2 separate regions of the Homo sapiens genome follow, and region 1 is linked to region 2. Evidence: chromatin contacts called from ENCODE Hi-C or POLR2A ChIA-PET data. All regions are on one chromosome and are shown on one strand. Each heading gives the region's core, a stretch centred on a gene start or an enhancer-like site at or near the end of the contact. The rest is flanking DNA. Distances are from core to core; before and after follow the strand shown.

Region 1 (5,587 bases), core at 2,217-4,716, 55 kb before region 2:
GCTAAGAGCTTTTGAACTACACTGGGCTTATGGTGAGGGATTTTAGTGTCTATTGATTGGTTGAGAGCTGTTTAGCCTCTTTCCCTTAGAAGTAGAGGCTGAGGGCCGGCCCTGTGTGTGAAGGAGTAGGAGATAAGTATGGTTAAGAAGAGAGACATGTATCTTCAGGTTTCCGTAGTAGCTCAAACCCTTGTCAGAGATGTCATCACATTTTTAGTGCTGATTTATAGGCCACGCAATTGCATACTGTGATTTTAATAGCCTGTGAAATTGGGAAATCAAGCGTTTCTTTGTATTTTTGCTTCGTACAGGTGAAATGTAGTCAGGCAAGTTTGGTTAAACCTAATTTTAATAATCATCGTAGATATCCTAAATGTTTAAGAAAACAAAAGGAAGTCCCTCCACTCTCAAAAATTAACACATAATTTAAAAAAATCTATTCTGTTTTCCCTTCAGATAGTAGAAGTGGAAACTGATTAGGATCAGCCTTTGGGTTCTTTTCAAGTGAGTTTCAAAGTTATGTGCGTCATTTTTCCTCTAGAACTATAGCAGTGATATGAATATCATTCAGGTTTGGATTATTTTGAGAAAAGAGATTTTGTTTTCTTAGAGCCTTTTCTCACGATTTTTATTCATTCACTTTGGCATTAGGTAAGTTCTTTTTGTTCGTTTCTGTGGGGCAAAAACATGAGGGAAATATTAATATTGATAAGGTTTCTGAAGTTGAGAGATGTCAGTATGAGATTATCCTGCGGGTGTAGACTTCTTTTCTCTTCCTGATAGGGTTACAAATTCCCCCAGTTGCTCTAGGAACTGTGAATTAAACTAGTACAGATTTCAGATGCTTATTGAATCCACATCCAGTTAAATGCAACCCATTAAAATTTTGTACATTTGAAAATCAGAAGAATCTTGATGAGAGCTTGGGAGGGTGGGCAGAGATTTGTTAACATTCATTTTTTTTTCTGTGATGTTTCTTCATTCCCTAGAGTTCTGGAGACACTTTTGTTGTGATAATATTTTTTTGGAATATGTGGGTATTCTTCCTAATTAATATTTTTGTGTCCTTTGGTGGGTGGTTCTGGGCCATGGGAAAGTTGCTAAGGCCCACAAGCAAGATTTTACGAATAAAGATATGAGTACCTAAAGAAGGGACTGTCCAGTCATGCCAGGGGAAGGTTTGGGTTAGAATCAAGTAGAAGAAAAATGTGCCTGTTTAATGCCACTCTCTCAGGTTTTTGATTTCTCACTTTCTGTTTTCAAAAATGTACGCACATCCCTCGTTTTTCCCTATAGCAAGTGGAAGAAAATTTTTCTAGATAATCAGACGAGTAGGGAACTCTGTTAATAGCTTCCAGCCACAGGCATTGGAATTGAGGGCAAGTAGAACGAGGATGCTTGTCCCCAAAGATGGCAATTCTCAGTGCTGGGTGAGAAGGTGCAGTTTGGTCACATGGGGGTGACGTGGGAATCTTTCTTTAGGGTGCTGTGGGACCAGTGACTGGCCAGCAGAAGCCAGCCGGGGTTATGGATCATGAGTTATGGATCACTAGCAGGACTGGCAGAATTGAACCAGGGTGGGGGATAACTTGCTTCATGGAGTGGTCTCCCCAGGACTCAATAATGCAGGATAGGAAAATAAGTAGGATATGGTTTGGCTGTGTCTCCAACCAAATCTCATCTTGAATTGTAGCTCCCATAATTCCTAGGTGTTGTGGGAGATCATTGAATCATGGGGCGGTTTCCCACATACTGTTCTCGTGGTGGTGCATAAGTCTCACGAGATCTGATGGTTTTATAAGGGGTTTCCCTTTTGCTTGGCTTTCATTCTCCCTTGTCTGTCGCCATGTAAGACGTATCTTTTGTCTTCCACCATGATTGTGAGGCCTCTCCAGCCACGTGGAACTGTGAGTCCATTAAACCTCTTTTTCTTTATAAATTACCCAGTCTCCAGTATGTCTTTATCAGCAGCGTGAAAATGGACTAATACAGTGGGGGTGCCCTGTCGTGTAGAGGAGGGAGACCTATTTTTGTCAGAAGGGTGGGAGCAGAGGGGCTGTCATTTCTTGGGAGAACTGACACTTAAGGCCTTAAAAAAGCAGATAGATTTAGGTGTGTGGAAATAGAAAAAAAATGTCATTGCAAGAAAGAGAAATAACCAGAGAACTTAGCTTCACAGAGACCATAGCAACAGCGCGGAACCTGAGCACTTCATAGACACCTTTGTATAGCGACGGGAAGAATAATGCAATGTCTGAAGAGGAAATAATGGAAGTTAAAACCTGAAGCAAAGTTGAAATCAAAATGACCTAATAGTTAGAGCGGGGCACCAGTTTTCATTGTCAAATCGTTGTTTGGTTTAGAGTGGAAACTTAGTACCTTTATTTTTCCCAGCACAAAACCAATTGTAAGAATTAACTGGTTGTTCTCGAGGTCCTCCCTGGACGTCGGGTGCCTGTATTTTGGTTCAGAATCACTGGCAAGAGGGGCTGCTGAATCACCTCTCGGTTTCGAGGATAATGGGGTAAGATTTGGTTTGGATTACACCAGGCATGGGTACTTAACATAATTGGTCATTTCATCAGTTCACAGTCTTTATTTTAAATGCCATTTAGGCTGCTACAGACAGTTTCAGCAGGCTAGAGAGCACTTCAATTCTTGTACAATGGAAACCAAGCAGAGCATTAGAAGGGGACAAGCTCATTTTTCAGAGGGGACCCAGGGCAGGCTGAACAGAAGAGTGGCTTATTCAGAGCCCTGCAGGCGTGGCCAGCTGACAGGTGTCCCCACCGTGCCTTCTTCTTGTGTCTGTGTGTCTCTGTGTTACGGTCTCTATGTGTTTGAAACGTGTTCTTTATTTTATTCGTTTAATTCATTTACTAATCTCTCTTATTTTGTTAATGAAAAGAATAAAGTCTTTTTTATATTTTCCCATTTCCAAACTCCCTGTCCCCCTCCCCCATATTCCATTCACCCATCAAACTTAAAATTAGGTTACTTTATTAAAACATCACCCTTGGATGATTTGTTGTAATGAGTCAGTGATTCATAATTAAAGACATTCCTCACCCCTAATCTGACCCTTCATCTGGTCTCTGATGGTTTCATCCCAAAATGACATAGGCACCTCTGCTCTTGGTAGCTTCATGCCTTCTGCTGAAAGTTGCCACAAGCCATGCTGATTTTATATCCTACTTCTGCCCTCTTGGTCTTGGTAGGCCCTGTTGGCCTCAGAGCTCCCCACGGAGTTTTGTTCAGAGAGGAGCTACTGCCTGACCATTTTGGCCTGCTTTTATTTCTAGCTCTTCCTCCAAGCAGGCATTCCCTGGGCCTACCCTCCCCACCCCACCTGCAAGCATTTCTTGATGGTACATCTCTGTGTGTCCAGTCCTGGGTTAGGCTGGAGATCCCCAGGGGAAGTCCAGGTCCCACCCTCTCAACCAGGTCCCACCCTCTCAACCACTCACAGCCCGTTCTGTGGTCAGACCACGAGTCCTAGCCCTTCTTGGAAAAGGCTGCTTGGCCCACCCACTCTAAGAAGCCCAGCCACTCTCAGCACAGATGAAACCACTGGTTTTACAAACCTTTCCAGTGACTCACTTGACACCCTTATACCCTTCTGGTCATTCTTCCCTCTTCCTTTTCTCCGTCACTATAGTATTGGGCCTCTAATTATTATCAACTCTGTGTCCCTAGGATGCGGTGGTAGAATTAAAATAAATTATCTAACATATTTTATTTCCATTCACTTCTGTTGGTTGTTGTTATTGTTGCTGTTGTTGAGACGGAGTCTTGCTCTTGTCGCCCAGGCTGGTGTGCAAGTGGTGTGATCTTGGCTCACTGCAACCTCTGCCTCCCGGGTTCAAGTGATTCTTCTGCCTCAGCCTTCCAAGTAGCTGGGATTACAGGCATCCACTACCCCACTCAGCTAATTTTTACGTATTTTTAGTAGAGATGGGGATTTGCTGTGTTGGCCAGGCTGGTCTCGAACTTTTGATCTCATGTGATCCATCTGCCTTGGCCTCCCAAAGTGCTGGGATTACATGCTTAAGCCACTGTGCCTGGCCATCCGTTTACTTCTGACAACTCACACTGGACGAGCTAATGTAATGGAAGGACTTAAAGGCATTTTCAGCTCACAGAGGAGGATTGTGTTGCCTTAGACTCCCACCTACCCACCCCCACAGCTAAAATAGGGAAAAAGGAAACCAGGTCTTCTGCTGTGAGATGCATGCTGTTCCTCCATGTGCACCAATGTACACGCAGTCCGTAGAATGTGCATGAAGTTGACATGATGGTTAGATGACTTGCTTTGAGGAATACCAGTTTCCCATGTTCTAGGTTGGCTTCATATCCAAACTTACTTGGGAGTAACAGCGTTTATCACCCCTTCTCCACAACTCTTACCCCTCCCATAACTCTGCTACGAACTTTTACTGCTGAAATGTATGAGATACCTCACCTTGGTTGTCTTTCATGCCATGAAAGGCTCAAGAGGAAGTTATAGTGGAAGGAACACTGGATTATGAGTCAAGGGACCTGGGTTCTGGTCTCAACCCTTCACTTGGTAAACTTTGTGACCTTGGACAAGCCACGTGGCATACCTAGCGCTTCATTTGCAATTTAAGGAGCAGACCTCAGCGATGGCAAAGATTCCCTATCTAGTACCAGCTCTGTTCCACTCTAGCAACTTCCCCCAAAATAGGTCAGAATGGATTTTGATGCTTAGTTCTGGCTCAGTGGAGAAAGAGTGTTACCTTCAGCCAGCTGTGTCTGCTGCGGGTGCAAGGAGAGGACAGAGTGGGTGGAAGGCTGGCTGAAGATACCCATCCCCAAACAAGATGATTTTCCAAGGTCCTTTGGATCTTAGGGAGACAATACGATATATTATAGGTTTGGACAACCTGGAAGTGAACCCTGTGTTGGTTTCTTGGGCAGCTGGCTTAACTTCTCTTTAGGAGTCATGACAATGCTTGTCTCCTGGAGTCCTGGTGAGGATTTGGTGGATTCACATTAGTCAAGCACATAGGACAGTTCATGCTAAATTCCCAATCAAGGTTAGCTATTGAAATATTTTACAAAACTGCAACTCTTAGGAAAATAGGGCTAAAATCCTCCGAATGTGGTTTCCTTGCACTCTTCGCCTTCCTGGCTCAAAGTCCTCTTGCCCATCTGTTTGGGCAGTTCTCAGGATGGGGCAAAGGCTGAGGATGCCCAGAGCCTGTTGGATGTATACATAAATCTGAAGGAGAATTCGTACATATCTTTATCTCAGACACTTTTAATTCCTCATAAATAGGACTGCCTCCTTGAGAAGTTCACCTAGCTCACAAGTACCAAGCTGTACTCGATACTCTCAAAGTGTATATTCACAGCAGGTGCACATATAGCTTTGTGAAGGAGCACGGGCTTTAGCATCACAGTTAACTGGGGCTGAATCCCTCCCTCTCTGGGCACCAGCTCTCTGACCTTGTGCCTCAGGTTTGATTGCCTGTAAAATGGGCCTGCGAGATGTGTTTCTCACAACCCCGTTTTACAATCAAACCTGAGGCCCAAGGTCTTTGTGATCTTTGTAGTCTTGGTGAAG
Region 2 (5,493 bases), core at 2,119-4,618:
ACCAGATGATTGTTAGAACATACCCAGTTGTGCCTGGTATAGTACCTGCCACACAGTAGGTGCCTCAATAAGTTGTTATTGAAGATGGAAAACTAAAACATATCACATCATATGGGCAAGGTAGGGTTCCAAAGCATTTGGGGCAGAAAAGGTAATTCTGATATTTACTCTTTGAAATTAATTTTTATGAAAGTTATGAAATCTAAATTCTCACCTCTCCTTAGGCTTTTGACAGGTGTTCACAGATCTCATTTTATTTATAAGCCTATCAGTTTTTAATAATCACTTTTAAGGAGGCCTTTTATTAATGTTTGGTCTGATTTGCAAACTTAGTTAATTAAACTCCTTTAAACATTTTAAGCTGCATTTGTAAAGGAAATCGAACTTATTAAATTTATAAGTACTCAATTGCCTGACTCAACAAACAAGCCTCTTAGAGCACTTAAGCAATTCTTATAAGTCTAATTAAGCTCATAAGTATGTTACACCTTGTGGTCTTTTAAGTTTTCTTGTATAGTATATATGACCTTACTGAGATTTTGACTTCAAATCAAAATCTAAGTTGATTATTTAATGCCACATTTTAAGTTAAAGTCTCAAGGCTGGTCTGTTATTCTAATGGACAGATTCTCTTAATCGTTATAAATATTTGAAATACTATGTTTGAAATACAGTGAGTATTTCAAATAGTTAGAACAATTGATACATTGATCTGCATCGATATGTTGATCTGCATTGATGTCTTGTTTAAGGAATTCATTCTACAGACCTGATTTCCTTAAGCATTTCTCTGCTTTATTCTAAATGTTCCTGGGGGTAAAAGATGCTCACACAAATTGTCCAAGCATGGAAAGACCTGCTTCCCATGAGGACGCCTCTCCCCCTGACTTCCACACCTCAGGGATCTTTGGAAACGTCTCTTCCCCAGCAACCAGCGCCGCACCCGGCCCACCTCTCACCCTCGACTGCCCAGTGGGAGAATTGCTATAAATTCCAAATCAGATGCTTTCTGAAAGGGACCTACCAGGGGCTTCTGGCAACTTTAAGAAGGAAAGTCTGAGCAATTGGAGGCTCCTGGAGGCTGCCCAGGAATGCAGTTCAGTCCTCGGAATTTCTAATTCTTCTTCGCCCTGAGGAAGCTCACAAAGGTGGACAAGCAGGCCCCTTCTCACCCGAAATGTAGGAAGCCATCAGCAACCTGCACCCTGGGCGATCTCCCAGGAGAACCTGCCCCTGGCCTTTGTGGTGACCTTTGCTGTGGGAAAGGGGAGGCAGGAGGCCATGGGGTCTGGCCTTGGAACCACAGCCCGTGGTCTGCACCTGCCCACCCAGGGACTAGTGCTCTTCCCACTGGAGGCCGACTTCAGGACCACCCGACACAGCCTCGCCAGCTTCCCTTCCACCCTCGGCCTCCCATCCTCATAGATCTAGCATACAGTGGCTCAACTCAACTTGTGCCTCAGTCACAAGCCTCACGGTCATTGAGATTGCAGGAAATAACAGACCAGTAAGTAAATCTGGCTCTCCAGTTCACATTTTTTAAAAACCAAGCCCAGGCCAGTTGCGGTGGCTCACATCTGTAATCCCAGCACTTTGGGAGGCCAAGGTGGGAGGATTGCTTGAGCCCAGGGGTTCAAGACCAGCCTGGGCAACATAGTGAGACCCTGTCTCTGTTTAAAAAGAAAAAAAAATTGAGGCCAAATTGTTTCTTATCCTACAGAAACACTAAAGGCAGATTCCATAGTTTAGATACTCTCAGCAAAACTTTTGCCCCCAATTATTTCCTTTTTTAAAATTTTTATTTTATTTTATTTTTTAAAGGAAGGGTAGAGGGAGGTAGGAGAGAAGAGCAAAGAAAATGATGTTTATTTCACTAAAGAAACCATCAATTGTGTCATCCCAGGTAGTTTTGGGCATCGCCTTCCTAGGTGAATTTGGGTGGGAAGGTGGGGCTGCCTTCCCGGCTTGCTGAGATGTTTCGGTGACCAACAGGTGTCCTCCTGAGCTCGGCTGGGTGTCTGTGCCCCTGACTCCTGGGTTGAGCTCCTTTTTATAGTCATTTGTAAATGAGGCCACAAAATAAAGAGGCAGATTTCATGTGGCCCACACTCCTTAGATTCACGGTAAACATTACGGATTTCTCTGTCCACTTGTATTAGTCTACGTCCCCTGCCCTCTGGCTGTCACTAGACTGGATTTACATTTTTTTGTATCTTAATATATGTAAGCGTCTTTCCATTAGAATCCAAAGACCTTGAAACTCTGTGGAATTGTGCATAATTTTCATGTATTTCCTGTCTTGGGGGACCAGGCAACGCTGACAGATGTTAAAATGAGCTGGTATATTCCCAGCTTTAGTTGACTCTGTCCAGAGCTCCCCAGCCCCACAGTGGGCATAGGCAGGGTACTTCTCAGGTGACATCAGCTCTGGAGAGCTCTGTGTGCCACAGCAATGGCCAGTGATGGGTTTCCACGGTGACAACTAAGTTCTCAAGAAAAGATTGTGTAGGCCGGGCGCGGTGGCTCACGCCTGTAATCCCAGCACTTTGGGAGGCCGAGGCGGGCAGATCACGAGGTCAGGAGACTATCCTGGCTAACGCGGTGAAACCCCGTCTCTACTAAAAATACAAAAAATTAGCCGGGCGCCGTGGCGGGCGCCTGTAGTCCCAGCTACTTGGAAGGCTGAGGTGGGAGAATGGCGTGAACCCGGGAGGTGGAGCTTGCAGTGAGCCGAGATCGCGCCACTGCACTCCAGCCTGGGCAACAGAGCAAGACTCCATCTCAAAAAAAAAAAAAAGATTATATAGACAGGGAAGTTGGTGTATGATGTGATTTTTTAATTTGGTTAAAATATTTAAAATAAAAAATGATATTTTAAGAGGTGATGCTTCTTGTATTGGAAAATTCTCTTAGAGGGGATACTTTACTTCCCAGCCGTGTCACTGAGAGAGATCTTGCTGCATAAGACAAACAGTGGCGAAAGTCTGACAAAGGCCTTTGATCCAGTGAGGAAGTTGGCAAAATCAAGTTCTTTATGACTGTGTTGAAGAAAAATCAGAATAATACAGTTTGGTTATCCTTTATTTGTTAGAAAATGTTAAGGGATTTGCAAGGCTTTCTGGCTTTTGCTTCATATATCACAAATCTGACTGTAACCAAAGGTAAAGGTTATATATAATATGGCATAGTGAATAATGCATGGGGAGTGATAACAGACTTTAAAAGAGAGAAAGAAAAGAAGGTGGCTTTTAAGTACAGTATGGCATTTCCTTTTCTGCCGTGGTGATACATGATATAGTGCTCTGTGGTGTGCAAAATGTTATTGGTTGTCATAGCAATAGAACACCATCCAAGAGAAAGGAGGAAATGCTAGCCTAAGACACTTCGCTGGAATAGAACTACCATTATAACAAAATAATCATTGTTACCACTATGTTTACTGTCAAATAATAAAATCCACGCTACATTTAGTGGTAATTCTCAGTGGCCCTTACACCACACTAGGGCTTGTATTACACACACAGGCTTCTGCCTTCGTTTGAGAGTTTTGTACCTATTGCCTCTGCTGCTTGTTGGTGTAAAAATAGGTTCTGTTTTTAATGCATCCCTGAACTCACTTTCAGCTACCAGCCTGATTCCATAAGCTTCAGGGTTTGAACACCTTCTCCATAGAGTGCTGTAATTAATTTTTATTTTTTTCCTTGCTGTCAGGGTTGCCTCCCCTTGGTGATTTTTCAGTCATCGTTCTATCACGTTAGCCTGTGTAGTAGAACTGCCTCACCTGGAGCTAATCTTTGCTTTCTGATGGTTCTCAGGGCATTCTTCTGGCCGTCTTTCAAAGCATGTATTAACACTTGGATACAATTGAGAAATTCGTCTGATAGGAGTACTGATGCTCAGTTGCCTGGCAGGTCAGCCCCAGAGAGATGCTGGGGGACCAAGGACAGGGTACCATCTAGGTCCAGATCAGACATCTTTACCACAGTCATGGCCACCGCTCTCTTCCCGATCCAGCCCATGAATACACATTCGTGACCCAGGCTGGTGTACAGTAGGTAGTATGAAGTAGGTAGTATGGAAAGAGCCGTGTGTGTATTTGCAGCCAGGAAAAATCAGTCGTATCACCAGCACACAGCTTGCATTGCGGGTCCTGAAAATGGTGATGCTTTAGTTGTATCATTTAGATCTGAAGATGGTGCAGCACTATTCAGTGCTGTGTGCCAGCTACTCTGTACATGCTTTCTACACACCAGCTCATTTAATCCTCAGCCCATTTTACAGATAAGAAAACTGGAGCACAAAGAGGTTAAGTATCTTGACTGTGGTCACACTGCTGGTAAGTACTGGAGCCGGGATTTGAACCCATGCCACCTGAATCCAGAGCCTGCATCCTCAACTGCTCTGCCACTTTCCATGGTCTGAATTGGAACCAAGGGAGGCCGCAAATGAATCCAAAGCATGTGGCTTCTCTGGGAGATCTGCTGGGCCTCGCAAGAGGAAGAAGAATAATGTGATGAGAAGAAAGGAGGAGGAAGGTGTGGCTTGCAAAAAGCATAGCAAAATGGAGCAAAGCAAACATAAAGTTCAGCTCATCAGTTGATATCAGTATGGAATTATATACATCATTATAATTTTAAAAAAATAGTCAACTGCAGACCGATGATTAGTTCTGTAAGTGGCAAGGATCCTGCCTGAGACTTCTCTCCTAACAGCTTCTGGCAAACCTAGCCCAATGATACCTCAGTGCTGCATCCCAGCAATCTCAGGGGCGCTGCTGGATACATATCCTATTGGTCAAATGGAATATCCAACCAACACAGCTTTAATGACAACTGTAATAGTAGCTAACATTCATTGACAATGCCTACAAACCAGGCGCTGTTCTAAGGGCTTTGCGTGTATCAACTTGTTTGTAAGGGAAGGGGGTGCTATTATCACATTTTCCAGGTGAAGAAACTGAGGCACAGAGCGGTTACGTCAAATTGCCCCAAGTTGTACTTCCAGTACGTGGTAAGAGTCGCAGCCATCCACTCGCCAGATGTTTGATGACAGCCCACTGCATGTGGTGCCATGCTCTCGGGGAACACGGGCTAAGGAAAGACAAGGCCCTTTCCTCATGGGGCTGACATTCATGGGAACACATGTGCAAACACAAAGTTAGAAGCTCTGAGCATCTCCAATAATGCCTTTATTAGTCCGTTTTCACACTGCTATAAAGACATACCTGACGTTGGGTAATTTATAAAGTAAAGAGGTTTAACTGACTCACAGTTCCACATGGCTGGAGGGTTCAGGAAACTTACAATGGTGGCAGACGGCAAAGGGGAAGCAAGGCATGTCTTACATGGAAGCAGGAGGGAGACAGAAGGGGAAGTGCCACACTTTTAAACCATCAGATCTCGTGAGAACTCACTGTCACGAGATGGGGACATCCACCCCCATGATCCAGTCACCTCCCACCACCTCCCTCCCCTGACATGTGGGGATTACAAT

What was found. A loop is a pair of places that touch in the nucleus more often than their neighbours do. ChIA-PET counts read pairs that join two places held with the same protein, here RNA polymerase II (POLR2A). Pooled maps may share reads with other maps.
Region 1: a pooled map shows a loop between it and region 2 (3-fold over the local background). The contact joins two enhancer-like sites. A Hi-C loop is called at or near these places in 1 of 168 maps with a recorded cell type or tissue (breast epithelium) and 5 of 50 pooled maps. POLR2A ChIA-PET finds 5 or more read pairs at or near these places in 5 of 52 experiments (A673, MCF 10A, OCI-LY7 and 2 more).

What each region holds. Positions count from the first base shown.
Region 1 is chr14:89,274,475-89,280,061 of GRCh38, reverse strand. All of the region lies in intron 4 of FOXN3 (forkhead box N3), which reads left to right. Among named protein-coding and RNA genes, the nearest start is that of FOXN3-AS3, 73 kb to the left of the region's middle. RefSeq lists an enhancer at 3,311-3,410. Within about 2 kb of position 3,466, at least 6 of the 41 ENCODE cell types and tissues checked have a DNase peak (open chromatin) inside an H3K27ac peak, as active enhancers do.
Region 2 is chr14:89,219,131-89,224,623 of GRCh38, reverse strand. The region is part of intron 4 of FOXN3 (forkhead box N3); the gene reads left to right. Among named protein-coding and RNA genes, the nearest start is that of FOXN3-AS3, 130 kb to the left of the region's middle. Within about 2 kb of position 3,368, at least 4 of the 41 ENCODE cell types and tissues checked have a DNase peak (open chromatin) inside an H3K27ac peak, as active enhancers do.